5 separate regions of the Mus musculus genome follow, and regions 1, 2, 3 and 4 are each linked to region 5. Evidence: chromatin loops called from intact Hi-C (ENCODE). Cell type or tissue: gastrocnemius. All regions are shown on one strand. Links, peaks and the distances in the headings refer to the core of each region. The heading gives the core; the rest is flanking DNA. Region 1 overlaps Mgat4a (mannoside acetylglucosaminyltransferase 4, isoenzyme A). Region 2 has its middle 27 kb from the start of Inpp4a. Region 3 overlaps Mgat4a (mannoside acetylglucosaminyltransferase 4, isoenzyme A). Region 4 overlaps Mgat4a (mannoside acetylglucosaminyltransferase 4, isoenzyme A). Region 5 overlaps Cracdl (capping protein inhibiting regulator of actin like).

Region 1 (5,859 bases), core at 558-5,557, 160 kb before region 5:
GACTGTCAAGCATCTAATGCTGGCAGGTATAAAGAAATAGCTTAACAAGGAAAAAAAATCTCATTAAAAACTAATAGTTTTTGCCTAATTTAACTTTGATTTCTGTTGACTGGATTCCAGCTTTTATTAATCCTCTCCCCTGTTGGCTCAGGCCAACAGTCAGTGACTCTTTCTTAAATAATCACCCACATGCTTGACTGAAGAGTATCTGAGAGTATGATTCTGGAGACTGTAACCAAGCATGGCTTACATAGACCACAGTGTACTCAGAAACATCCTGAAACTCAGGTTGACAAATACTTGAAGAGCCATGGTGATATGGCTAGCTCAAGCAAAGGAATACAGAAAGGCAACCCTCTGCTCCTGGCAGGTTGATCTGAAGCCGAAAGCCACCGATTTCCTGTGAACACAGGTCTGTTACGTTATGTGAGCTTTAAGCTGGTTTATGGGCAATACAAAATGCAACCACACAGAACGCTTCCCACCACCCTTACCTATTAACATATCTACAGAAAATGTGTTTAAATAACTGTGGCTGGTGTCCTTTGGGATGGAGAGCTGAACCGTTCTGGTATCTACTGGAGATTGTGGGGTGGGGTGGGACTCCTCTGAAGAAAGCTGAACCCGTGAGCAGTCTGAAAGCACTGGACTCCATTAGCCAGGCCTCTTCAGTGGGACTCCGGCCCCTCCCTCTGTGGCTGGCGTCATAGGGATGGGCACTCAGAGCTGCTCACTAAGTTTGCCTAAGACATTTTAAACAGCAAATGGAAACCATATGAAAGAAGAGTAACCACTCAACTGTGAATTGAAAACTGGGATATGCACGTCCCAGGAATGGGATGCTTGGACAGAAGAGAATTAAATAGGCATAAAAGGCAAAGAAGGGCTGGAGAGGGCTCAGTCAGTAAGCACAAGGAGCAAGGATTAGATCCCCAGAATGGGCGGAAGAACAGGTACAGCAGCACTTGCCCCAAATCCCTAAGCTGGGGTTGAGAAGGCAGGACAAACCCCGGCCTCACTAAATAACCAGGCTAGTGAGCTCCAGGATCCAAGGCAGAGCCTACCTGTCTTTAAAAGCTACGGTGGAGGGCTGGAGAGCTGGCTCAGAGCTTGAGAGCACTGGCTGCTCTTCCAGAGGTCCTGAGTTCAATTCCCAGCAACAACATAGTGGCTCACAACCATCTATAATGAGGTAGGTCTGGTGCCTTCTTCTGACATGCAGACATACATGCAGGCATAACAGAGTAAATCATCATCATCACCATCATCATCATCTTCTTCTTCATCATCATCACCACCATCATCATCTAAAGCTAAGGTGGAGTGTGACAGAGGAGACACCCGACTTTGACCTCTGGCTTATACACATCCTTTAAACCTAGGACTTGGGAGGCAGAGGCAGGTGGATCTCTGTAAGCTGGAGGCCATTTTAGTCTACAAAGGTTCAAGCCAGATAAGATCACATAGCAAAAAAACAAAACAAAACAAAACAAAAAACAAGGAAAGATATTAAGTAATCAAACAACTGAAAACAAGATATTTCTTCTATGTGTTGAAATATGTATGAATCCTGAAGACACATTATATAAGAGAAACCACAGTGCAAAGGACCATATATAGTGTACAAACTGCATTTATAAGAAATATCTTGTAAATTTATGACAGCTGGCTCGGGCTGAGGGAAACAGAGGAGTGGGTTTTCCTTGTCGGGCTGCGGAACAGTTCTAACACTCGGCATGGCAGCACCCGGCTGAATATAACGTGGATCGCACAGAAAAGCAAGGTAAAAAACATCAGGGAAACAGCATCTCATGCTGAGCATCCAGCAACGAGCAAGGTCAAGGGCGTTTCGCTCTCCTCGGGGTGGGCACACAAAAGCTGCACACACACACATATACACACATACATACATACACATATACACACACATATACACACATACACACATATACACACATACACACATATACACACATACACATATACACACATATACATACACATATACACACATAAACACACATACACACATACATACACACATACATATACATACATACACACACATACACGCATATACACACATATACATATATATATACACACACACAAACATACACACACACACACACACACACACACACACACACACACGCAAGGGTGGGTCCTAAGAGGGCAGAACATCAGCAGGAGCCAGAAGCAGCAAGCTCCTTTCTCCACCAGGAAAATTTCAACTGGCAATCTCAGAGATCCCAACATTTGGAGAATTACTGAAATGTGGCCCCTCCTTTAGCCCAAGGCCATGTGGAGAGGAGGTCCCAAGGTTCCATTCTCTAGAAGAATCTAGATGCCCTAGCATCTTGAGAAATGTTCCAGGAGGCCCATTCTAGTCTCATCTTGGGGACACTGGCTGTAATAACTATAGCAGCCAAGACAGGTGGACTTAGAGAAAGGAAGTGGAGTCACAGTGGCAAATGCTGTCATGGTGGCAGTACCTCTGTGTAACTGCCGTCTGCAGCACCTGATCTAACAGCTGGCATGGCAGCCTGCTCACAAAGCACTGAGGAAATTCAGCTTAGCCTGAGTCCCTAAACAGCTGATCTTCATGCCCATTCCAGTGGTCCTACCCCAACAGAGAGACGCTCACCTCCCTATCTCAGAGCAGATATGCTTGCCCCCAGCAGCCAAAGCAGCAGCTCCTGGCAGACAAAAAGCCTTACAAAGACCTTGCCCAGGGACAAGAGTCCCAGCCCCACACTCTACACAGTAGTTCTGGGCCACAGCTGTATGAGCTTAGACAGTGTATACCAAACCACACCACAGCCACACCCTGGAAGCCATCTTCAAGCACACATTTTTGAGGAGCACGGGCTCTCTGCCCACTCATTCTGAACAGCAGCTCTGCCTAAACTGGGATCTCGGCTTACACCCTTCTCCAACTGCAGATTACAATTAGTTCGATTATGAGTGCTTGGGCCAGAAGTTGCCACAGGACCAACTTGCAAGGCACTCAAGCAGAGACTCTAGCAACTTTGTCCACACTGTTACCAGATCTCTCATGCCAGTCCAAATAGTGTTCATCCCTGCTAAGCAACACCTAGAATGGCCAGAAGAGAGAGCTATTTCCAAGCCACAAAAACTCCAGGGACAGAGGAATCAGGGGCGGGCTTTTCCACTGCCACCCCCCTGGCAAAAGTTGTGACAGTTCCAATAGTGAATTCTACAGAAAGATCTATCAAACATGGCTGTTAATTCACAAGAATAAGCAGAAACAAATCTGCCCATGCATGGTGATTCAGGTCTATGATTTTAGTTACTCTGGAGGCTGCCTAAGTTCAAGGCCTGCCTAAGTAACTCAGTAAGACCCTGTCTCAGGAAACTAAGCATCTCAGTGCTTATGCCAACATCCATGTACTGGGCAGAAGCAGCCACCAGTGAAATCCAACCCCAACTATCAAAACTCAGAAACAAAGGGAAAAAATCCTGAAAGCAGAAAGAGGTAAGAAATCTAACACATATAAAGAATATCAATATGGCTATTAGGAGATTTCTAACAGGAACCCTACAAGACAGGGAAATGACGTAATATATTCAAGGAACTGAAGGGGAAAGATGACAAGATCGTCCTGCAAGGCTGCCTTTCAGAAATGGAGAAACAGGACTGGCAAGGTAGCTCATTGGTAAGGCAATGTGCTGCCACGTTTGAGTTCAATTCCCAGGGAAAAGGGGAACGGACTCATGGGGAACCCATCCCCAGAAGCTGTCCTCTGGTCGCCGTGTGTGCAATGGCTCAAGCATGCCCACCCATACCCTGTGCACAGTACAATTGTCTAAATATATAAACAAACGGGGGTGGGACCCAAGTCCATCACTTTAGAGCACTAGCTAGAGAAAGTTCTTTGAGCTGAAATGAAAGTCCTCCTATCATTACGGGCTGGAGAGATGGCTCAGTGGTTCAGAGTGCTGCCATCCCTTCCAGAAGCCCTGGCTTTGATTCCCAGCAATCACACGGTGCCTCATAACCACCTGTCACTAGTCCTAGGGCATCTGACACCATCTTTTGGCCTCCTCGGACAGTAGGCATGCAAGTAGCAGACAGATATAGCAGCAGGCAAATGCCCATACACATTTTATTTAAAGATTTTATTTATTTATTTTATGTATATGACAAGTACACTGTAGCTGTCTTCAGACACAATAGAAGAGAACATTGGATCCCATTACAGATGATTGTGAGCCACCATGTGGCTGCTGGGAATTGAACTCAGGACCTTTGGAAGAGCAGTCAGTGCTCTTAATTGCTGGGGCATCTCTCCAGCCCCCATACACATTTTTTAAGGCACGGAAGATATCAAAGAACAAACTTGGTGGTAAATGGCACATGAAGCATTCTCTAGGACTGTGCTGGCATTTTTAAAGCAATCAGCCCTCAGTACAAAGTTTATTGACCATAGTGACCACAAAGCATCCAGGAAACACCAGGTAATGGTGGAAAGACTCCAATCAGAGGCGTGTGTGGCGGGGCAAAGGCGTAGAGCTGTGTGTGCACCGCCAACGTCGGGCTGTCAGGTTGTTCTATGGGAGCCTCACAGAGACTGCAAAGCAAAACTCTTCAGAAGAGGCAGGAAACACAATCAGAAAGTGCTCAGAGTGCTCAGAGTGCTCAACTGCACAAAACCACAAAGGCAGGCAGTAATATAGAACACAGTGCCAGCTGAGCCAGAAAACCACGAGAATGATGGCAGAAGGAATCCTTACCGATCAGTGAGTGCTGTGGATGGAAACGGATTCGGCTCTCCCATGAAAAAGAGTGACTGAGTGGGTTAATATTCTCTCTCATTCTCTCTCTCTCTCTCTCTCTCTCTCTCTCTCTCTCTCTCTCTCTCTCTCACACACACACACACACACACACACACACACACACACACACACACACCAGTATGCTGCCTCATATTATCTTTGATTACATATACAGAAAGTGAGGAGATTCAAAAGGTGCTCCAGGCAAACGGAGACCAGCAGGGACCAGAGACTACCTGTACTTTAGTCCTAAACTTAGTAAACAAAGTGGGCTGCAAAGACTGATTACCAGTCAAAGGCCATCATCGAGGCAGAGACAAATGGATCTCCGAGTGCGAGATCAGACTGGACTCCACAGCTCAGACCAGCCAGGGCTACACAGTGACACCCTGTCTCAAAGAAAGGCCTTTACAGAATGAGAAAGCATTTTCATGTACAGCTTTAAATAACTCATGAATTTAATATCGGACCACATACCACACGAAAGGGTCTGAAGAGGCCACTAAGGCATGCCGCTCAAGTCTAATCTGACCTGAACTCTGGAAGTGTTTGGGCTTCATGTCCTTTGTCCTCCTGTCTTAGGCTGACTCCTCTGAGACTAGTGTCCTGACACAGCAAAGGCTGCCTCGGGTTGTTTCTGCATAACTTCCTCCTTTCAGAACCCTCAGAGTCTGAGATTTTTCCAGCAGCTCGGTTGGTATTCTTCCTTCTGTACTGACGCAGAATGTTGTTACCAGGTAGAAGCCAGGGCTCACGGCATTTATTTCTGTCTCTTGGACAACAGCCTTACCCTGCAGAGTCTACGGCCTAGTGTCTCAGAATGGTCAACTGGACATTTCCCTTCTCTCTAGCTGCTTTATGTCAGAAGGTTCACCACCACCAGAAACACACTTGATTTTACATACTAAAGAGACAGTGAGAATTCCAGGAAGGTAATTTGTACCTGACAATCAGCAGGACCAAGAGGACAGACAGCATGTTCAAAAATGGGGTTGAAAGCTTATGAAAACAAAACAAAAAAAACAAAAACAAAAAACAAAACAAAACAAAAAACCTTGT
Region 2 (5,859 bases), core at 369-5,368, 360 kb before region 5:
CAAAAGATGATGTGGACAGAAGTCATGAACTGAGACAGGAACCTGATTTGAACTCTCCAACTGAAGCTTACTAGACAGCAGACAGCCATGTTCAGACTGTCTTAACATGAGAAGATACTATATTACAGGGGCTATGGTAGTACAGGTTTTAATGTTGAGAACCTAATCTAAGAATTCAAAGGTTTGATCCTGAGGAGGCAGGATCAGTGGGCAGCCATTGGCTCTGAGCGAGAAACTCCCCTGGGCTTACCTTTTATAGTATGGATACCACCATCACCAGAACTCATGTTATAATCCCTACACACACACACACACACACACACACACACACACACACACACACACACACACACACACTCACTCACAAATAAACCATTAGGATAGCCCAAATCAGTAGCATCAACCAATGATAAATATTAACATTATATATCTTGTAGCATTTTCAATTGGTAACACTCGATTTTTCTCTTGTCTCTTTGGTTCATGCTTTTAAGTGTGTAATTTAGTGTATCATAGGTTAGTACCCCCCAAATCCCAGGCCTGGCATGAATCATTAATGTCACTTGTGAGGTGACACTCACAATGAGCTGGTAGTGATGAGGTTAGACAGGAACTTCCCTTGGGACCTTTGAATTCTTAGATTAGGTTCTCAACAGAGAGTTCAGCGTTGTGCCCTGGCTCACCCACAATGATGCTAAAGCAGAAAGGACAAGCTAGAGAATTTCCTAACCCAGCAACAAACAAGGAGAACCCATGTTCTGAGTTCCAAGGAACCAGGCAACCAGATGGAATGAGGCACTTGGACCCTATGTTGGTTGGAGTGAGAAATGTTCTCATAGTCTTGGGCATTTGAACAGTTGCCCCCGGCCAACAGCTCTGTTTGGGTGTTATGTCCTTGTCGGAGGAAGTATGTCACTAAGGGCCAGCACTGGCACCAAAAGCCCCATTCCATGTCCAGTTTGCTCTCTCTTTTCTGTGCTTGGGGTTCAAGACAGCTCTCAGTTTCCTGTTCCTGGCTGCCACAATTCTCTGCCACAGTGGACTATTAATGAAAGAGTGGACTCTTAGTGGAAGCCTCACCCCCGCTAAATCCTTCCTTCTATAAGTTGCCTTGGTCACAGTGTTTTATCACAGAAGACTAACTCATACACAGCCCTTAAAGTAATGACATTGGCCTGAAGGTGTGTTGAGCCCCCTTTAGATTCCAGTATATGCCATGATACTCCCTCCCATGGCTTCACCCCCTTATATATGATGTTTTTATAGCACAAAGGGACACTGGAGATGGTTCAGGCCCCCAAACTGCACCTGATCAGGTGCCTGCCCAAGGCTTTCTACCATTTCCTGTACCCACCAAAGATCTCACTCCGTGTTTGAAACAGTGAGCTGAAGATAGCCTTCCAAATCACATCCCCACAGAATACCATGCAGCCACAATACCCCTTTGCTCAGAACTTTAGGAAGAAGAGCCTTGCATCAATTTACAGGAGAAAAGTAACCATCTCTAATTCTACACTTGTGATGGTTTATCTTGTCAGCTTTATGGGATCTGGGATCAACAAAGAGGAGACACACCTCAGGGAAGGTCTGCCTTTTCCAGGAAGAGTTAACTGAGAAGACTCTTCCCTAGGGAGGACAGTGCTTTCTAAGGGGTGGCCCATCTATAGAAAGTCAGGAGTGGGGTCTAGTTTGCCTGACTGCCTTCCATTCTAGCTGGTATGTGCATCTATCCTGTTGACTGTGCTGCCTCTGCTGCCACCACCATCCTCTGAGCATCAGACTCCAGCTTCTACCTTTCCAATATGGACTGAGTACCAGCAGCTCTCCAGGGAGCTTCCAGGACTTTAGTCCCAGATTAGGAGAACTCTGAGAGGCTCTTGGCCTCTGTGGCATGCAACCACTGTTAGACTAGCCAGCCTGTGCGTGTGTATTAGTATATTATATATTCTATTAGTTCAGTTGCAGCACGCAGATAGCCACGGTTAGACTAGCCAGTGTGTGTGTGTGTGTGTGTGTTATATTCTATCAGTTCAGTTACTCTAGACAATCTTGCCTAAAACACTTTTCCTTCACAGAGGTTGCTAAAGTCTCTGTCCTTGGCATCACTAGCTGGCTGCCAGCAGACAGACTGCATTAGTGAAGAGTAAATTACATCTATGCAGAAGGTGCTGGCTGCTGGGATAAATGGATCCCAACACTGGGTGGCAGATGCAGTAGGTTTCTTACTCTGCCTCCCCGCAGGGAGGATGCTCCTGGTTGGCACAGACCTGGTGCAGTATGACCTGCACTACTATTTTTTTTTGTCCTCTTTTACTTTTATTTTTAAAATTATTTATTTACATTCCCGTCATCACCCCCTCCCAATCCCTCCTCCCTCCTCCCATAGTTCCTCGTGCCATTCCTCCTCCCCTTTGCCTCCAAGAGGGTGCTCCCCACTACCAAACCTCACCCTTCCCTGAGGCCTCAAGAAGACTAAGCCCATCTTCTCCCACTGAGGCCAGACCAGGCAGACCTCTGCTATTTAAGTGCCAGGGGCCTCGGACCAGCCTGTGTATGCTTCTGATTGGTGGCTTGGTCTCTGGGAGCTATCTGGGGTCAGGGTTAGTTGAGAGTGTTGGTTTTCCTTTTTGTCTTCTTCTTGATGTCTGAGCTCTGCAGCTGCCAAAAGAGCCCAAGGGCTGGGGAGGTACTGCTGCTTCGTCATATCGGCTAAGAGATGTCCATCTTCCTGCTAGTGAACATCTAGTTTCAGGATGGAGGCACGGGGGTTGGATGGGAAGAGGAAAATGGAAACTGTAGCCTTCAACTGAGCAGTGGCTTCCCGTGACAAGTACACTCAGAATCGTCATCCATGAGGAGTAAAATCAAGCATACGATCCCTCGGGACGAATCTTCAGCACACTATTGTGATGTTTGTGACTCTGCTTTATACAATGAAGTCAGTCCTGTTAACCATACCAAGGACTCATCCCCTACAGAAGTGCTCCATCTAAGGGGAACAGTAGATGCATCAAGCTTACCCAGGAGATCTTCTGATTGGTCACTGCGTATAGTCCAGGATGTCATTAGGAGCAGCATAGACAGAGTCCCCACCAGTGGTGCAGACTGTTCAGTCTTTAGCTCAGAGCCACAGGAAAAGTTAGCCTTTCTTTGCAGACCGTGTTGGTTCAGAGTGAAAGGATTGTTCCGTTGCCTTGATTATGCCAACCTACCAGCAGATGGCAGTAGAGGATCTCGCGCTACAAAGTGATTCTAAGTTACAAATGCTCTTAACTTCTGAGCCACCTCTCTCTCCCCAAGACAGGGGTGGGAGGTGGGAGGTTGTGGGGGTTCGGTTCTGAATTAGATGCCACGGCTCAGCTCCCCCATACTGCTGCAGCAATGCCTCAAAATGATATACTCCATTTCTGAGCTCTTGTTCCAGTTGCTACTGAATAACTTTAATGTCTCAACGAGTGTAAAATTCCTTAAGATTTTCAATGTTGCAAACAAACAAATAAACAAGCAAAATGAGCTATCATGTCCATAGACAAAGGAATGGCAAGACACACGTGCCTGAAAACCGTCAGAGGAACTGGAGTCAATTCCTAGCACCCACTTGGTGGTTCCCAGTGATCTGTAACTCCAGTTGCAGGGGATCTAGCGCCCTGGTCTGGTCTCTATGGGTATCAGACACACACGTTCGCGCAGGCAAAACAGCAATATACATAACATAAAAATAGATTAATATTTTGAAGAAGAACCCCTGACTGTATTGCTGTGGGGAAGGGGCTAATACACAACCACTCTGTCCAGGTAAGACTCTCAGCTCCTGGTGAAAATTGTCAAATCGCTTAGAATCACTTATTAGAACGAGATCTTCTCCTGCCATCTGCTGGGAGATTAGCGTAATCAAAACAGAACAATCCTTTCACGGGTGTGCTTTGGTGGAGGTGCCAAACTAGAGCAACCATGCGTGATATCCCTGAACAAATATGGTCACTAAAGAGGCTAACTTTTCCTCCGGCTCCGAGCCAGAGACTGAGCAGTCAGCGCTACTGGAGGGAACGCTGTCTATGCTGTTCTCGATGACATCCTGGATGATATGCAGTGGCCAACCAGAACAAGTCCTGGGTAAGCTTGATGGCTTTCATCTGTGTTTTCAAGAGTATGACATCAATTTCAGCAACATAGTGAGTTCGAGGCCAAATAGCAGGAGATTGTCTCTGTGCAGTTCAGTTCACCAGCCCCCAGGGAGTTCTGGAGCTGCATGGGGAAGTAGGCTCAGTTGTCAAGGTGACTACAGGTACTAACTAATGGGCTTTGTGCTTGTTTTAAGTGTCTGGGAGGGGCTCCCAGGTGCTCAGTGTCCTCAGTGTGATGTTCTGACTACATGACAATCTCAAAGGTGCTGGCAGTGAACACCTAGCAACAGCCACTTCAGGTCCTGTTTCCTCCTGATCATGTTTTCAATATTGGGGAACACTGGGTCAGGGCAACCTTAGTCATAGGCCCATTGGCTACCAGAGTCAATGACCTGGAGCTTGGACTTCTCAGTCCCAAGAACTGTAAGACATAATATCTGTACAGGCCAGGCTGACCTCCAACCTCCTGCCTCAGCCTCCTGAATGCTAAATACAGGTGTGATCTACCATGGGCACCCCTCCCCCCTTCTAACCACCTCTCTTTTCTACTGGTAGGATCCCAGGCAGCCAGCACAACTACAGGAGCCTTGGGAACTGGCTGACCTGAGATCCCTTGGCCTGTACCAGGGACAAACAGTTGCAATGGCCCTGAGGTCAGCTGTTGGCTGCAACACCACTAACCCACAACAGCTCCAGAGCCTGAGTCCAGGATGCTTTGCTGAATGGAACTACAGGAAACAACATCTTTGCTTGTCCCTCCTACAGATCCAACTAAGTGTGAATAGACAGTATTTTCTCCTTGTATTGTCCTATCTAAGGTTGGCCAGATCCATTGAAGAGGAGCCCAGGAGTAAAGAGCCTCCTGTCCTCTGGACAGCACTGAGTGTCCATCCACTCTTCTGCAGCCAAAGAGAACATTCCATCAGCTCACCATGTTGATAGCCTGCCCCAGGCAGCTGGGCAAGTATCACCTTTTTAGTGTTGTCTTGCTAGGGTTTTACTGCTGTGAACAGACACCACGGCCAAGGCAAGACTTATAAAGGACAATTAATTGAGGCTGGCTTACAGGTTTAGAGGTTCAGGCCATTATCATGAAGGTGGGGAGCATGGCAGTGCCTAGGTAGGCAAGGTGCAGGAGGAGTTGAGAGTTCTACATCTTCATCTGAAGGTTGCTAGCAGAATACTGACTTCCAGGTAGCTGAGGGTCTTAAAGCCCACACCCACAGTGCCAATTCCAATCCAACAAGACCACACCACTCTAACAAGGCCACACCCACTCCAACAAGGCCTCACCTACTCCAACAGGGCCACACCCTCTAATAGTTCCACTCCCTGGCCGAGCATATACAAACCACTACAAATGTGTTATTGCTCTTCTTAACCTTTATCTTCGCTCTTTTTCTTATAGTTTTTGGCACTGAGAAGTCCAAGCTCATTGGACTCCCGTCATTGACTCCGGTGGCCAATGGGCCTATGCCTAAGGTTGCTCCGACCCAGTGTTCCCCAACATTAAAAACATGATCATGCCCGGAAGAAACAGGACGTGAAGTGGCTGATGCTAAGGGTTCACTGCCAATGCCTTTGAGATTGTTGTGTAGACAGAACATCACACTGAGGACGCTGAACACCTGGGAGCCCCTCCCAGACACTTAAAACAAGCACAAAGCTCATTAGTACCTGTGGTCACCTTGACAACCCAGCCTACTTCCCATGCAGCTGAACTGCACAGAGAGTC
Region 3 (5,859 bases), core at 227-5,226, 97 kb before region 5:
CCCTGATAGGAAAAAAAAAAAAACAAGCACTCGTGTTATGGTCAGTTTTCTTAACGGTGAGTCATTAGCTTTATTTATGTCAAGAACAATCATCTCTTTGACTCTAGCGATTCTAATTACATCCTCTCATTAGGTGTAATCAAGAACTGAAACCAAGCCAGAAGGAAGGCTCAGTGAGTTAGGGCGACTGCCCACAAGCCATTGCCCTGAGTTCAATCCCCAGGACCCAGCTGGTGGAAGGAGTGAGCCAACTCCTGGAAGCTAACTTCTTGTCATCCAAATTATGTCAAGGTGGCACACAGGCAAAATAGCTAAATGAATGATACAATGTATTTCTAAAAGAATTTTCAGCTGAGACTTTAAAAGCATACCCAAATAACTTGCCTGGAGCAAAATTTTCACCTGTATTTCTCCAGTGCCTGAGCTAGAACCCAACTCAGAAAGACAGAAAGTAGGGGAAAGAATGTAAGGCTTATTCACAGATTACCTGTGTTTCTCATGTCCCTCTGCTTACGGTATACAAGCAGATATGCACATAGCTACGGTTCAAATGTATAAAGTATATATGCCCAGAGAGGTATGTATTACTAACACAGGCATAGAGACATAAATGCACAGCAGAAATCAATCATCTTTATGGGCCAGGAAGGCAATGTCAACAAGACAAGCGTCAAATACCCCAGGTGATAAACTCTAACAATGACTACGCAGCATCCCCAACACTGCCACCCTCCCTACCGTCAGCACTTCTTAAATCAATGCCAGAAAAGAGAAAACAAAACAAAACAAAGAGCAAAAGACCATCGCCCCTTCGAGTAATTCTAATCAACAGACAACAGTTCTAGAGTCTCCACACAATTATAATTTATGAAACTTCTAATATTACGATCAGAATTTCTCCTGATTGCCAAAGGAGCAATCTGTCAAGGCATGCAGCCCGAGGCGTTAGCCACACACCACCAAGTCAGGACTTTAACTAGTATGTATGTTTCCTGAAGGCCCTGATCACCCTCTTCGAAGTATTTTCTACAACACTGCTGGTATACAAAACTTTGGTTTAGCACACCAAAGATGTATTGATTGTGATGACTTGTAAAAAAAAGCCTTTGTTACACAATGTGGCTTTCCAAAGTGTGATCATAAGATACTGAAAACAAACGGGCAGGAGTCAGAAGTCTGTATCAGTCTGTCCAAGAAAACTGTTTCATTTTTGTATCAAAAAAAGCCACCAGAACAAAGACAGAGGCGTGAGCTGCAGGCATGCAGGCTCAACCTATTTCCACTCGGCTCACCTCTGTGGCATGGTGTACTCTGTCACCCACAGTGGTTCAGAGACCTCCTCCTTACCTTTCCCATTTTGCCACGTGGTATACCAGGATAGGGTAAGGAAGGACGTGACAAATACCAGCGCAGTGGCCACAGTTCCATTTCGGAGCCTCATCTCATTTCACCATCACACTGGTTAGCAAGTTGGCGATGACAAGCAAGACCGGTCTCTCTCCAGCCTCAAATCAACAGAATCCAGAACGCCTTGGTCCCGGGCCAAAAAAAAAAAAAAAAAAAAAAAAGCAATTGATGAATTGATGATTGAGGTTCACTTCAGATGCTGGGCAGAAGGCGTCAGGCAGCAAAGCAACAGTGGGTATTGCTATTCCAGATTGTCTTCGCAGTTTTCAGAGGCTGGGGGCTAAGGGATGCTTCTTTTTCTTCTTCCTGTCAGGGAAAGAAACGAAAGGAAAACTCACTAAATAATACAAACCAGAGGTTTCTCCATTTATTATTCAGTGTCAAAGGCAGACTCTTGTCAAGCCTAAACTGTACTTATGAAGACCACCCCCATATTAAAATGATTCATTTCTTATAGCAGAATTATAAGGGTCTTTTTCCTCAAAAAAAAAAAAAAAAAAAAAAAAAAGCTTCAAACTGTATTCCTTCCTTCCTGGCTGGTTCTGTCTATGGAAAACATAAAAATTTATGGTTGCTCATTTAAAGGGAGAAGTTGTGGGGCTCACAGATTCCCAAAGGGATCCCTAACAACTGAGCCTTAAGTTTCATCCCCCTCTCCCCGAGTTATTATTCCGCTGCATAAGAGCAAGCAATGGTTAAGAAAATAAATAAAAATAAGGGAATGTACAACTGCAATAGTTTGAAGAGTCTGCTGCCCAGTGCTGACTTATGGCATTACTGAAATGCCCTGACGTGCCTCTTTTCTTCCATGCCTCCAAATTTCATCTATGAAATAAGAAAGCGACGGACTCTGGTATCCCACATACCACAAAATCCTTACAATTATCAATATCCTCATCTTGAGTTTTAGAGAGACAGCTGGAAATATTTACACGTTCAGAAGAGGCAGTGATCTAGCCCACTCTCTCTCGGCCACAGCCTACCCCATTGGGTTATGATGCTCAAGAAATGAGGAGGACCGCGCTCGCTGTTCAGCTAACTAAAATTCTTTAGAACTGGAAAGGCATGAGGTTGCTAAGTAGAATGCCCAGCACAAGATAGGCCTTCAATAAATACCAACTGTATCAAAGAGAAAAATAAGCCAACAGATGAGCCAGCCCCTGCGTGGTCCACGCTAGACATAACTGGTCTCACCCCCTAGGGGCTTGTCAGGCAAGCGTTGATTTCTAGTGGCACCAAGGGGTAGCACCACTTCCTGTGATGCTACAGTAAATGAGCCTCTAGTGGGGTGAGTTACTGTACCTCCAAAAACAATTATCAGGCCCAAGAGACACATCTCTCAGTGGAAGGGCACGCCTGATTAAAGCAGCCATTTGCAGGCAATTCACAAACTACAACCTCAGCTATTTCTAGCACTGTGAATCACTGGGAATCTCCACTAGCCAAGGAAGACCACACAGGGACAAATGACAGTGTGATGGTGAGGATGGTTACTATACTTCACTGGCTTTTTTCCTTTATTCTGGGCAGTAACAAGACTTAAACCTTCACTAAGTCCTTACAGGGCAAGCGTTACAACCCCTATTTTATACACAAGGAGGTAAACCCAATGAGAAACCTCAGTTTCAGTAACTTCTAGGTTTAAGTTCTGTTTCTGTTTGTCTGCTTTTTGAGACATGGTTTCCCTGTGTTGCTCTGGCTGGCCTAGAACTGTCTACCGTCTACCCTCGAACTCACAGAGATCTGTCTGCCTCTGCCACTGCCTCTGCCTCTGCCTCCCAAAGTGCTCAGATTAAAGGTGTGTGTCACCATGGCCTGGCAGAATTCTTATCTGCTGCCTTTTGTCCCTCAGATTGACCGCTTACACCACAGCAGGACGGAGTTGCTGCAGGAGACAGTCGCAGCTCAGATGAGACTAGAGAGCCTTTCTGAGTGTTAACTTGGCTCGACAGAAAACATAAATTTTCCAAATGTATTACATTTTAAAAAATGTTTTCTGTTCTGCAGTAGGCACAAGCCTGTTATGGTATAAAAACTACAGAATGAACAGAAAATTTCACAGTCCAAATGTGCAACTCTGAACAAATTTCCCACTTCCTGCAGCCTTTGGCTAATCCCTCCCTCCTGAGTCCCCAACAAAGCCTGCCTGTTAGTTTCTCTGGCCAGGAGCTCTCATTTCCATGTAAAATTCTAGAAGCACTACATTCCACTGCACGGCCTGTGACTACCTGAGCACCTGGTATTCCAAAGAGGTTCTCCAAGTTGCTAAGACCTAATTTATTCACCTCCCATGGCTAACTTTATCCCAACTATGCCCATGCTGACCACCTACAACCAAAGGTCCTCACTGGGAAAACAAAATCCAATGATTTTAAATTCCACCAAGTACCTAATCTATTAGCTCAATAAAACACTCAATGATGACTTCTGACTCTAAGAACAGGGGCACTACCTCAGTAAACTGTGACTTGGAATTTTAAGCCTGGTATGACATTATACAAACACACTTTTCACTTTCTGTCTATATATAGTCATATTTTGCTTCAGGGAGGATTTTGTTGGGGAAGGGCAGGTAGAGCTGATTATTAGAATAAATATCTAGCTGACATAAATCAGGAAGTAGAGATATGCAGAATCATTCTAAAATGATAATTTAAAAGGTTTTATTAATGGGGCTGGAGAGATTGCTCAGCAGTTAAGAGCACTGTCTGCTCTTCCAGAAGGCCTGAGTTCAATTCCCAGCAACCACATGGCGGCTCACAACCATCTGTAATGAGATCTGATGCCCTCTTCTGGCCTGTAGGGATACATGCAAGCAGAGTGCTATATACATAATAAATATATAAATCTTTAAAAAAAAAAGTTTTTATTAAGCTAAGTGGTGGTGGCCCATGCCATTAATGCAAGCACTTGGGAGGCAAAGACAGACAGATATCTATGAGTTCGAGGCCAGTCTGGTCTACAGAGCAAGTTCCAGGACAGCCAAGGCTACACAGAGAAATCCTGTTTCAAGAAACAACAACAAAGAGAGAGAGAGAGAGAGAGAGAGAGAGAGAGAGAGAGAGAGAGAGAGAAGTTGTTTTATTACATACAAATGAAGCCTATATAAAAGTATAAATGCTATAGATTAGCCATCCATAATACCCCAGAAGCATATGGAGTATTAAATACTGGGCCTAAGAAGTTAGCAAACCCCATTTTAGGGAAGATACGGTTAGGGAATTCTACTAATAAGTTCTGACATCTCAAAAGGAGGAGGAGTGTTACACTCCACCGGAATGCAGCTATTCATTTTACACCAGGGTTTTCCAAACTAAGCTTCATCGTGAAGCACACGTGAATGAAATCTCCAGAGAGGAGGAAACAGAACACACCTCGTACCCTTAAACCACCCCAGGCAGCTTGAGGCTGGCTCGTTAGACACAGGTGACCTACATTTGTGTCCGAGGCCACATATGTGAATACTTATCTACCGCCCTTACCTTAAGACTGTCCTGGCTATATTAATTGATAACAACCAAGTCTTTGAACAAAAAAATGACTACGTAACTAGCCATTCCTCCATCCTCCAAAAGAGGCTTCAACTCTAAACCGCAGAATGAGGAATATGTTTTGTTAATAGATTTAACAATCTTGCATCTGGGTTTGTTTTTTTTTTTTAATTAAGTTTTTAAAGTGTTCTCTGAAATATCCCATATGTTCCACGGCTAAGAACACTTTGGTTAACATTTGGTAGAGTCCTTCATCAGCATCCCACAGACAAAACAGAGGTGCCTGAAAGAACAAGAGGCACGATTCATGACACCCCGGATCAATGAACACCATGACGTAAGCCTGCACAACTTTATAAACCGCAATTATGAAAAACTCATGCCCTTTCCACTTAGAGAACATAAATATTTCTTTTATACAGCTTACATAATTTCATTGTCTAGTATGTGTTATGATTTACACTCAGGGGTTAATGGAACCTATGTCACCATAACCTGTTAGTAAAACTATTCTTTAAGCATTTGGAAGAGAAAGGAGCCTGAACCACAGAGCGCGTGTTACATGATTCTAAATTTAGATTTTTACATTCAAGTGAATAACCATGTCATTCTTTTATCTTTTACTAAATAATTTGTCGGCAGCAAAAAGCACAACAGCAAAATAGATGGCAGGCTCGAAGAAGATAACATACCATCTACAGCTATTTCCGAATTCTAAATGTAAGCCGTGAACCCGCTCCTGAGATCACAACGCTTAGAGAAATAAAAGCGGGCGCGGGAAGCGTACCACTGCCACCACTTAACGCCAAGCCTTCCAGACATCACCTGTCACACCTGGAGGGGTCCGAGACCCCACCTGAGGTCGGGGAGGGGATCCCACTCGCCGCTTCCATGGGATGGAGGAAACCCAGGCCTGGGAGGAATCCGGGCTCGCTCCCCCCGTACCTCCCGGAACATCTTA
Region 4 (5,859 bases), core at 441-5,440, 190 kb before region 5:
TAAAACAAAAATATTGAAAGGGCTCTATTTGGGAAGAGCAATGGAGCCAGTAGGAAGGCAGAGATGCAGTAATGGAGGGTTGGTATAATCAAGGTAGATGAGAGACACATCTAAATGTATCAAAACGAAACCCGCTATTTGGGCCAGGGAGGTGACTCAGGATGCAGGCACTTGTCACTGAGCCCGGTAAGTTCAATTGCTGGAACTCACTTTTGCAAATTCTCCTCTGATCGTCACACATATTCACTCTGGTGCATGTGTGTGTGATTAAAATCAAGAGAGTCATTATTTCTCTACAAGGAATACATAGTAATTTAAATAAAGAAGGCAAGCAGAAAAGGTCTGCTACAGGAAGAAATGTGACCTTCTACAGACATCAATGTCCTATATTCATCTTTTCTTGCTGTAAAGATAAACAGAAATGATGTAAGAAAAAGTACCAAAAAAGTAAATTAAAAAAGAAAAGAACAAACTGGGCAGTGGTGGCTCACACCTTTAATCCCAGCACTTGGGAGGCAGAGGCAGGCGGATTTCTGAGTTTGAGGTCAGCCTGGTCTACAGAGTGAGTTCCAGGACAGCCAGGGCTACACTGAGAAACCCTGTCTAAAACAAAAACAAAAACAAAAACAAAAAAAGGAAAGAAAGAAAAGAACAAAAGGGAGGGAGGGAGGGAGGGAGGGACGGAGGGAGGGAGGGAGGGAGGGAGGGAGGGAGGGAGGAAATCTTTCTGGGGCAAAGTTCTCCAACCCAGCGGTTAGTCAACTTTTCAGTTAAGGACATTCTTTGTAGGCCATAAGGACAAGCAAGAATGCTAATGAAAGTAATTTCTGCCTAATTTTTATAGATGAAAGTCAATATATGTTCACACATGTGCTCTGGAAAACAACTCCTTATTCTTGAACAACATTCCACTTAAATGAGAGGTCCAAAGTTAGTTTTCCTGCAAATATCTGTCACTGCTGACATGCTAGTGATTGCTGTTTCCCCACTGTATCCTTGAGACATCCCCTCACCCAACCCAGGTACCACCAAACGCCAGTACCAATCCACACACACACACTTTTTTAAAATCACATTGTGTTGTTGGTATGGAGTGTGCATACCACAACTGGTGTGTACATGTGTGGGGTATGCATACCACAGCCTGTGTGTACATGTGTGGGTGTGCATACCACAGCCTGTGTGTACATGTATGGGTGTGCATACCACAGCCTGTGTGTAGATAGCACAGATTTCAGCAGTTGGTTCTCCCCTTCCACCATATGGGTTCAGAGGATTGAGCACAAGTCTGCAGGTCTGCGTGGCAAGTGCCCTCACCCGCTGAGCCATGTCTATAGCCACAGACACATGATTGCTGTGGCGAATACTCTCAGTTGGAAATTATTTACATATTTATTTTTTGATTTTCACTTTCTGCCTTATTACATTGTAATGACTCCCTGCCAGTTAGAGCAAAGAGCCTGTCCTGTAGTTAAAATGGATTCTGAAACACATCAATTCTTTATCTGCACTGAAGCATCTTCAAGTCTCTGCTGCCACTATATGTCTGGCTTGGATGAGGTGTCCTCTCTCCCTCTCTGTACATGTGAACTGTGTTCTATTATACTATTTGTTCTTTACTTTCCTAAAGAATGAGGTTAGATGTGATATTAGCTTAAAAGAGTCCCAAGTTTCACAGTAGGTTTTGGCTGTGACTCTTTCTCAGCCAATTATCTATCCATAGTAATTTTTTTGTGCCCATAACACCTACTACCAAAGTGCAGCATCGATTATGGGTCTTTCTTCAAAAAAATTCCTTTGTTTTTAATTTTTCTTTCCTTCCTCCCTTTTTCTCCCACAGAGTTCAGCCCAATAGGTAATGATCGGAGGAGAAAAGAGAGACAAATGCTAGCGTGGCTGCTAGCTACATACAGGGTAGCACCTTCAGGGACATTCAGCTAAAACTTAAGAGGCAAGCTGAGCATGCCAAAGATGAGCATTCGTGCCCATCACGTTAACCTTTTGAGCAGAGGCTCCATAACCCTAAACTGAGCATGCGCGGAGTATCCGAAATCGCACACGCTCAGGAAGGCCTAATCCGTACCAGGATAAACGCTGACTAAATAGAATCCCCAACACACTTCCTTTATTCAAAACAAAACAAACAAAATCTCACGACTGCCACCTTGCTTGCTGCAGATCTTAGATCTATCTCCATTCTCTTCTGTCTCAGGGTTGTACTCACCAAGAGGTGAACCTACTGCATTTGGTCACAATTAAAATCCCAGACTATGGGCACGGGAATGGACTTCAGAGGTCCCGTGGCTCTCCTTCCACACACTGGCCAACAGTCCTTTCCCAAGATCTCTGTTTCTCTACTGAAGGTTCTTTCTTCTGTCTTCTCATAACTTTAATTCACCGAAGTAAATCTACTGTTTCTTTTCTATGACCATGGCACTTGGTCTACCCCCAAATACACCCAGCAGGGGGCGCAATAATTGCCTGCAGGTTTGCTGCTTACTTTCAGCCATGCTTTTTGGCTTAGAAACTCAGTTAAATTCAAGTCTAGCCCCCGACAGGTTATTCTTTCTCTAGTTTTCCCCATTACACATTTAGCTGAACCCCGATTCCATTTACCACCCCTAAGATCCTCCAAGGTTCTTCAGGTGCCAATGTCAGGCAGCCAGCACCCCAACAAAGACAGCATACACCCCCCCCCCCCCGAGGGTCAGAAGTCCGTGAAGACCATCCAGAAAGAGGTGGACAGAAAGAGGCGGCAATGGAAAACTCCACATCACTGAGATATAGCCATGGCACAGGTGACAGAGGAAGCCAACCAGACAGGAACCCCTCCCAGCCCTCCCCCTGTATGCAAAACCCTGTCACGATCAGAAACCCAGTCTGGCCAAGGGAACAGGACAGCTGGGCATGCTGCTGTAATTGTCAACTTAATGTTTGACAAAGATTTGTAACAACTTTGGGGCTCAGTCCAGGCAATAAGGGCTGTGTTATTAAGTAGACATTACCTATTCTGAAATAGCCATCTTCTAATCGTTTGTCTTTGGTTTCTTTGCTGATTTCCAAACTGTCGCTCTAAAATCAAACAAAGGCAACAATTGTATGAGTGGTTAACCCTGTTTAAATCAAATCTAACTTTGTGAGAGTTGCGTTTGTGGCATAGCCATGAAGAAAAATGACATCTCAGTGAAGAACTCTGAAAATCTGTTGGTAGAAGTTATTTCAGCCATGCTGAAAGAATATAAAAGATGTTCAGAAGATCTAAGTGTTCCTTACAGAGCAGTGAATTAACTGTGCCCCGTTCATCAGGCACTCAATGTGCATTTGGCATCATGGGATTCAAAAGACACTGTAGACACTGTGCTAAAATATGAAACTTTTTCCTAATACAAACAGCCATATTATTTTCCAGTAGAAAGCAGAATGAAGACTACAAATAAAACAACATCAGGTATTCAACATTATAAACTTAATACTGCCACCCACCATTAAAGTCCTATACCACACGAGAGTTTTTGTTCATCTAATAAGAACAACCTCTAAGTATCCATTGTGACAACTGGCTTTAATTGGTACAACTAGAGATCACCTGGGAAGAAAGCCTCAGTGAGGGGCTATTTTGGGTTGGCCTGTGAGCATATCTGTAGGAAGTTTTCTTAATGAGGAAAACCCAGCCCACCGGAGGCAGAGCCATTCCCTATGCCCTTAAATGGTTCCCAAGCCATGTGTGAGGGTGAAGAAAGTAAGCTGAGCACAAGCATGCATGTGTTCGTTTCTCTCTGCTCTTGAGTGCGGGTAGATGTAACTTGATATTCAAAGTTCCTGCCTTGGCTTCCCCACACTGATGACTAGAGCCTGGAATTGTGTGATAAAATAGCCTCTCTTCTCCTCTCCTCTCCTCTCCTCTTCTCTCTCTCTCTCTCTCTCTCTCTCTCTCTCTCAATTTATTTATTTATTTATTTATTTATTTATTTATTTATTTAATGTGAGTACACTGTCGCTGTTTTCAGACACACCAGAAGAGAGCATCAGATCTCATTACAGATGGCTGTGAGCCACCACGTGGTTGCTGGGAATTGAACTCAGGACCTCTGGAAGAACAGTTGGTGCTCTTAACTGCTGAGCCATCTCTCCAGCCCAGCCTCTTTCTCTTAAATTGCTTTGTGTCAGGGCATTTTATCCCAGCAACAGAAATGTAACTAGACCCCCCCCCCCCCCAAGCGCAGCAGTCGCTGCCGTACCTTAAGAGGGAGAACATCCACGGTCGTGTTCAGCAGGATGTCTCCTGGGTGCTCTTGATTGCCGCTGTGGAACAAATAACTGGAAATACACACCAAAGAATGAACAGCACAAGTCAGACCTGAGTGTAAAAGACCCAAGAGCACAGCCTCACCCCAGAGTGAGCTCTTGGAAGGTTTCTGAAGGCACAGGCTGATCATACCCGAACCTGCCACCACCCAGCTGACTCGAAAGCGCTGCAGAAACTGAGACTGAAGGATGCAGCCCCGGGCTTCGCATCATCCCCATCAGAAGCCATCATGCTTGCTGCTTAACACTCAGCAGACACAGAACTGACCACAGGCTGACTGTTTGTACCAGCTTCCTCTTCATCACGGAGCAGTGCCTTGAGTCAGAATTTCCAGGAGGACAGTCATGGGCTATGCCATGTTCAAAGCCTACCTTCAGGGTTATGAGTTTGGAGCAGTGGTAAAGCACACGGCCAGCATGTGCAAAGCCGTGGGTTCAGTCCCCAGCTAGAACACACAAAGCATGCCTCGCAGTAGCTAGGCGTAGTGGCACATGCCTTTAATCCTAACCCTTCGGAGGAGACAGACTTCTGTGAGTTGGAGGCCAGCCTGGTCTACACTGTGAGTTCCAGGCTAGCCATAACTATACAGTTATATAGTAAGACCCTGCCTCAACAAACAAACAAATAATTATACACCATTAATGCAGAGTGGGGTCTAGAGCTGCGTGACCAGTCTGATAGTCAAAACTCAGTATTAGCCATCATACTAATCAGCTAAAAAAAACCACAGAATCACATCAACTGACCAAGCAAGTGCATCTGGCAAAATTCAAAATTGGGATTTCTAAGATGGCTCAGTTGGTGAAAATCTTTGTTATCCAAGCATAGGGACCTGAGTTCAATTCCCCGGAACCCGTGTAAAAAACCCAGCCTAGTCACACCAGTGAGTTTTAGGAAAAAGCAAGATATCCTGCCTTTAAGGAAAAAAAAAGGAGGGGGGCTTGAGCAAGAAGAAGCCTGAGGCCCGTCTCTGGCCTCCATGTGCAGACACAAAATAAAAAGAGCAAGTCACACCAAAATTACAACTCCACAGATGGGGTCTGTGTCCGCGAGGTAGCCAGATGCCAAGTACAGCCTACAGTCAGCAGGCATGCCTACGTACGCGCCTAGGCGTGCACTCCAGCACAGTAAGTCTGCACAGTAAGGTTTTAGTAAACAGAGGAGAGCTGAAGGGACCATGGATATCAAATTATTTAAAAAAGAAAACAGTCTCAAATTTTATAAAATGGATATGAGTCCCACAAAACCTAAAAGGGCTGCAAACGCCCATGGGATGCTAAAGATGGCCTGCACCAGCAGAAACGCTGACGAGGACCGTCATCCAGTTTAACCAGCTGCTGGTCTAATAACCTGCTCTCCCTGTGTGCGGAGAGAGCCTAAGAAAGAGACGTGGAAATTGTGAGGTTTCAGGAAGACACCGAAATGAGAGTAACAAAAGTTACTGATTAAGTTCAGGTCCAGAAATAATAGAATCTACCAAATAGAAGGCCAGTAGGATGGCTCAGCAGTTAGACCACTTGGTATCAAGCCTGAATGAAGGGCGAGGTTCAGTC
Region 5 (5,859 bases), core at 551-5,550:
ACCAACAGTGAGTCAGAATGTGACTAACTTGCATGCCTGAGACCCGTGAAGAACCTGTGACCCGACTTTCAACTGTATAAAATGCTAAGCTGAGATCACTTAGAAACTTCTAGATTAACACTGGACAGACACCCAGTGAGAGTGCCAAGCGAACCCTTACCTGCAAAGCCTTGATCCGGTCGCACACATTTTCTTGGGAGAACACCCGCACGGGCCGAGCAGGGTCCTGTCCCGATTCAGGAAAGAAAATACTGTCGTGGGAGAGGGCCCGGCTGCCCATAGTACCCCTGGACTCCCTAGGATAAAAAGAGCCACTGTGAGCTTCCACCACCTCCATCTGCCCCTGATCCTAGGGACTCAGAGTGAGAGAAGGGATAAATTAATGTGATCCCCCCAAAGCCCTCTGTCACACACAGTTAGCAGTTGCTTCTCTGTCCCTTTCACCGTCAAACACTAGTCAGAACCTACAAAAGGGGCATTTTCCTAAGAGATGTGAAGCTTGTGGATTATTTTGATTAGTGGAAAAAAACCGAAAGTTTGGAGGCGTGAGGTCCGAGTCACTAGCCTGTGGAGAGGAAAGTCTGGTGCTGGCTGGGTCCTGTGGGAATCTGTCTCAGGTGCCCTGGGAATGTGAGGCTGTGGGCTGAGGGCTAAGCTAACGTGGGGCCCATAAGCTGGAGGCTGGAGGCACAGCAGCATCTCCCCAAGATGGTCCAGACCATAGACACAAGAACTGCAGGCCTGTAGAGATGCTCTCTGCATGGATGATCTGGCATGGTTTGTGTATCCCACAACTGTGCTGTGACCGGAAGAGTGGAAGCCCGGCTGACGTCTAAGGACCTGACTCAAAGAAAGTCCCAGGACATTCATAAAATGCTCTCAGAGGATATGGGAATTAGCCGTCAGAACTCCCTAGCCTGCTGAATAATAGGTGGAAGGAGGTGGCTGAGACATTCAGTTAAGGAAGGAAAGCGGCCTCTGCATGCACTGGACATCTTGTGTGCACCAGCCCCACCCTGTCCTCCTTGGGCATCCTGTCTTCTATGAGGCACTGGGGACTTGAAGGTGTGGCCTGTCCTACTGCATATCCAACTGTGTTGTAATACTATATGTATGTGTGCATTGTGTGTGTGTGTGTGCGTGCGCGCACTCACCAGGAAAGTATTCTTCCATTGAGCATCCCAGCTCAATGGTGTTTCCTTTCTAGCCTGCAAGTGGAAATCCAGAGTGCCTGGAAGGGTGTATCTTCACAGACACTCAGAAGGACTCAGCCCACAGAGCACACGCTCCAAATGCCAAGGACATGCATGCACTTAGATTTTCTTCCTACAGTCAACAGCCTGGGTCCACCCTCTGGAATCCCTAACTACTGCCCAAACATCTCCAGTCCAGGTGTAACTGGCGTGTGCTTACCAGAACACACGGGACAGAAGAATGTGGCACATCAGTTGGGCAGAGCAGTGGGAACATGCAGACATGCTGAGCAAGTACTATGCCTGCTAATGGTTTTTAAAATAAAAACTGATACAGTGGCAGATACACGAATGTGGTTTAAGTGGGAAGGAAAGAACTGGATAGGGAGACAGTGTGAAAGGTAACAACAGTTACAATTTTGTCTTTGGAAATATACAGTGTGTTACCCAACAAGACACAAAGTCCATCCAAGAGGGAAATCTCTAAGACTAGGGGGGGAAAGCCTAATTTTACAGCAGACACAATGGCATATCATGGCACAGTACTGGGGAGTGAGAGGCAGGAGGATCGCTGTGGAAATGGGGAAAGAGAAGTCACTGTTACAGGAAGAAAGCAGAAAGCAATTTCATCACAAGCCAAGCTTTTCCGTGTAACAGGAAACAGGATACAGGGAAATAAAGCAAGAAGTTTCATCTCCCCTGGAATGAAACTGCTCAGAATTCTCTCAGAAATAAACCTATTTCCTAGTCCTACCCAGTAGTGGTCTAGAAGACACTATAGCTGAGTAGCCATCCTGGCCACCACACCCATGCCGTGATCTCCAAGGCAAGTTCTCTCTGACAGGAAGGAAACACAGCTTGTGAAAAAGATCCAAGCCAGGAAGCATACAGCACTGAACTGGGACGTCTCCCTGTGCAGGAAAGCAAGGAACCTTTCAGCAATGGCTGGGCTCACGACCAAAGAGAGGGAAGCTAATCAGAAGGAAGTCTTCACATCGCAAGATGAGACAATGAATAAAGACTGTTATGGACTAAGGCACACCAAATATATTCGAAATCAGAGTGTTTGGGGTCGATGTGTATGGAGCTGGGTTGGTAGAGTGCCCAGCTAATATGCACAAAGCCCAATGTTCCTTCTGGAGTACCGCATGGGATTGGGTGTGGTGGCTTACACTTATAATCCCAACACTCTGAAGATGGAGGGATGGTTGAAGTGCAGGGTTGTCCTTGACTATACAGTGAATTTGAGGCCAGTCTAGGTTACATAGAATTCTGTGTAAATAAAGCAAAATTTAAAAAATTTAAAAAATACAATGTTCACAATGATCTTTTAGAGGGAAAAAAAAACTTTTTTTTTTTTTTTTGGTCACAGTTAGGTGTGGCAGTGTCAGGGACTACTCTGGGAGCAGACACCACTCGAACACCAACCAAGCATTAGTTTGTTTTCCCTGAACAGCTTGTACTTCAGGCTCTCATGAAGTTGACAAAGGAAAGCTATTTTAAAAAAAATTTTAGATTTATTTAATTTACACACATGTGAGGGTTTGCCTACATAGATGGATAGCACATGCATGCCTGGTGCCTGAGGAGATCAGAGGACATCGGATCTCTTGGAACTGAAGTTACAGATGGCTATGAGCCACCATGAAGGTGTTAGGAACTGAACCCAGATCTTCTTCAAGAGTAACAAGTGCTCTTAACTGCTGAGCCATCTCTCCTGCTCCTGATAAAGGAAAGTTCTTCATAGAAGAAACCCAGCAATGTGTAAAATGAACAGAGGAATTAGAAACCCACAGTTTTTGCACTGAGGAAATGGACCATCTACATGTTAAGGGCATCAGATACAAACCGGGGAGTAATGACAGCGACCACTCAGGATTAAGATTGATAGAATAGGGCTGGGGAGATAGGTGGTCTGCTCTTCCAGGGGTCCTGAGTTCAATCCCTAGCAAACACATGGTGCTCACGACCATCTGTAATGGGATCTGGTGCCCCCTTCTGGCCTGCAGGTGTACATGCAGGCAGAACACAGTACAGAATAAATAAATCTGCCTTTTGATACAGGGGCAGGCCACACATCTCTCCAAGCTCAACGTCTAGGCCTTTAGAGCAGCAGTTCTCAACCTTCCTAACCCTGAGATGTTTTAATACATTGTGGTATTCCCCAATTGTAAAATTATTTTTTGTTGCTACTTCACAACTGTAATTTTGCTACTGTTATGAATTACAATGTGAATATCTGATATGCAGGATATCTGCTATGTGACGCCCAAAGGGGTAGAGCCCCACAGGTTGAGAACCGATCATCTAGATCACTATGAGCCAATATAGAATCAGGAGAACAAAGGCTGTAGCTCCAGTGTACTGAGGGCAGATGCAGAGAGCAGGGTGTTCTGTAGGCAAAGGGACCCAGGGGGCTGTCACTGACGAAGCCAGCACCAGGACACCCCAGCACAGGCCATCTGCCTGTGACCTTGCAGAAGTTGCTGCAGAGTCTGATGACAGATTCTCACAGAAACTAAAGAAACTGTCTGTTCGTCAGTGTTGACCTGGAAAAAGTCATCGTTCCCTCTAGAACCTCATTGTACCGGGTCTCTAATCACCTTTAAATTTTAAATTTTTTCTTTCTCTTTTTTGTTTGTTTTTTTTTGTTGTTTTGTTTTGTTTTGTTTTTTGAGACAGGTTTTCTCTGTGTAGCCCCGGCTGTCCTGGAACTCACTTTGTAGACCAGGCTGGCCTTGAACTCAGAAATTCGCCTGCCTCTGCCTCCCGAGTGCTGGGATTAAAGGCATGCGCCACCAAGCCCGGCTAAATTTTTTCTTTTTTCTTTTATCCTGAATCAATCATTCAATCTCTCTCTCTCTCTCTCTCTCTCTCTCTCTCTCTCTCTCTCTCTCTCTCTCTCTCACACACACACACACACACACACACACACACACACACACACACACACGGTGGTGGTGGGGTGCACGAGAGCACAGGTGCCTGTAATTACAGTCCGGCGCTGGAGTTAGACAGCTGTGAGCCACCTGGTGTAGGTGCTGAGAACTGAACTCAGGCACTCTGTAGAAGGGTGTGCAATCCTAACTGCTGAGCTGTCTGTCTCTCCACCGGCACCCCCACCATCTTTCTTTCATTAACTAACGTCAATCATGTTCTTACTGTGTGCTAGTCACAGACAGATATCAAGGGCCCTGTCCCACTTTCCTTGGGTTCCTATGAAAAGGAACACGTATGGGTTGCATCCCCAGAGCCTGGTCCTCTAGCTACGTTCCTGTTTGTGGCTAGAGAGATTACTTCCTGGCTTGTTTTTTAAACACAAGGAGATGGGGGTAGGATTAGAGTTTCCCTGGGCTAGCCAGAACTGCCCCTTCCCCAACAACTTTGCAGTCATACAAGGCATCTACCACCCCCACCACCCCCTTCTACTTCAAGCTAGCTTGGGGGGGGGGGGGAGGCGGGGGGGGGGTGGGGGGCAGGACCACTGGTTCTCCAGCTTCAGTCTTACAGCTCCACCAAGTGGCCAGTGTAACTTCTCTGCCTCTAGAGCGATATCCTCCTGGCTAGCATTTTACCCTGACATGAGAGTTGATGTTTAAAAGATATTTCAAGCTTCCTCCTCTTCTCTTCAGTCCAAAATACAACCTTGTGAGACACACAGCTGTATTGTGATGAATTACAAGTTACAAAATAAAAGTATTGTTCCCCCAGAGCTGCCTGAGTGTCCATCCCCAGTGGATCTGAATTAGTTAGGTCCAGACAAAAAGCCATAGCCTTGTTATCCACAGGCCTTGCTCTAGAGAATGAGCCCTTACTTAATCATCGTTCAAGTCCAGAGATGTGTGTTCCTGGTACTGTGTCCCAGGTCTTAGGGCATTCTTGGATAATTTAAACCAGGGTCCGTGTCCCAGTCCTGCCTTTCTGTGAGATTCTGGGCAGCCTACCTGGTCGCTTTTGGCTGATTTTGCTGATTTCTGTTATGGTTCAAATCTTTTGCAGCTACTTTGCTCTTAAAAAAAAAAAAAAACTGTATCTCTGGGTGCACACATGCCACAGTACCCAGGTATGCGTCAGAGGCAAGCTCCGATGGCAGTCCTTTCCTTCCAGCTTGTTTGGGACAGGTCCTTTGTTATTCAGCTCACCCCCCAACCCCAGGCAAGCTTCACCACCCCCAACCCCAGGCCAGCTCGCACCCCTTCCCCAAACCCCAGGCCAGCTCGTCCATGAGCTTCTGGAGCAAGGCCTGCTTCTGCCTCCCGTGTTGTTTCAGGAGCTCTGGAATTACAGACCTACACAGAACCATCTTCCCAGGCATAGCTGTGAACTTCTTTCTGTATATTTTTTAGATTTATTTATTTTATGTATATGAGTACACTGTCGCTATCTTCAGACACACCAGAAGAGGGCATAGGACCCCATTACAGATGGTTGTGAGCCACCATGTGGTTGCTGGGAATTGAACTCAGGACCTCTGGAAGAGCAGTCAGTGCTCTTAACTGCTGAGCCATCTCTCCAGCCTGTGAACTTATTTTTTTTTAAAAGAGTTTATAAAGTTTTATTTTATGCTTTTGAGTGATTTGCCTGCATGTACATACATGTGTCATACATGTAGACTCTCAGAGGCGTCAGAGAGCTCAGAATTAGAGTTACAGATGGTTCAGCCATC

The links. Peaks named below come from ENCODE experiments on the same cell type or tissue, not always from the same donor. Only the 100,000 strongest peaks of a DNase experiment are listed, where the experiment ranks them.
Region 1: a loop joins it to region 5, with 5 times the contacts of the local background. A loop is called at or near these places in 37 of 42 quality-filtered maps.
Region 2: a loop joins it to region 5, with 10 times the contacts of the local background. A loop is called at or near these places in 41 of 42 quality-filtered maps.
Region 3: it touches region 5 in a loop (6-fold over the local background); 17 of 42 quality-filtered maps call a loop at or near these places.
Region 4: it touches region 5 in a loop (6-fold over the local background); 25 of 42 quality-filtered maps call a loop at or near these places.

The regions. Positions count from the first base shown.
Region 1 is chr1:37,468,835-37,474,693 of GRCm38, forward strand. All of the region lies in intron 5 of Mgat4a (mannoside acetylglucosaminyltransferase 4, isoenzyme A), which reads right to left. Among named protein-coding and RNA genes, the nearest start is that of Gm39627, 32 kb to the right of the region's middle. In gastrocnemius, for the core only: a CTCF peak has its summit at 3,115 (motif pointing right); no DNase peak of the experiment used is centred there; H3K27ac peaks cover 104 bases.
Region 2 is chr1:37,269,451-37,275,309 of GRCm38, forward strand. No RefSeq gene overlaps it. Among named protein-coding and RNA genes, the nearest start is that of Inpp4a, 27 kb to the right of the region's middle. In gastrocnemius, for the core only: a CTCF peak has its summit at 3,215 (motif pointing right); a DNase peak (open chromatin) is centred at 3,221.
Region 3 is chr1:37,534,692-37,540,550 of GRCm38, forward strand. It overlaps Mgat4a (mannoside acetylglucosaminyltransferase 4, isoenzyme A), which reads right to left. Exons shown (of 16, transcript NM_173870.3): 2 at 1,348-1,713. The coding sequence starts at 1,441. Among named protein-coding and RNA genes, the nearest start is that of Mgat4a, 3.4 kb to the right of the region's middle. In gastrocnemius, for the core only: no CTCF peak of the experiment used is centred there; a DNase peak (open chromatin) is centred at 228; H3K4me3 peaks cover 632 bases; H3K27ac peaks cover 518 bases.
Region 4 is chr1:37,446,091-37,451,949 of GRCm38, forward strand. It overlaps Mgat4a (mannoside acetylglucosaminyltransferase 4, isoenzyme A), which reads right to left. Exons shown (of 16, transcript NM_173870.3): 13 at 4,239-4,317; 14 at 3,006-3,072. Among named protein-coding and RNA genes, the nearest start is that of Unc50, 19 kb to the left of the region's middle. In gastrocnemius, for the core only: a CTCF peak has its summit at 2,462 (motif pointing right); a DNase peak (open chromatin) is centred at 2,466.
Region 5 is chr1:37,631,656-37,637,514 of GRCm38, forward strand. Cracdl (capping protein inhibiting regulator of actin like) reads right to left here. Exons shown (of 10, transcript NM_028096.1): 4 at 161-296. Among named protein-coding and RNA genes, the nearest start is that of 4930470B04Rik, 19 kb to the right of the region's middle. In gastrocnemius, for the core only: CTCF peaks have their summits at 3,195 (motif pointing left) and 4,726 (motif pointing left); DNase peaks (open chromatin) are centred at 3,180 and 4,691; H3K27ac peaks cover 2,265 bases.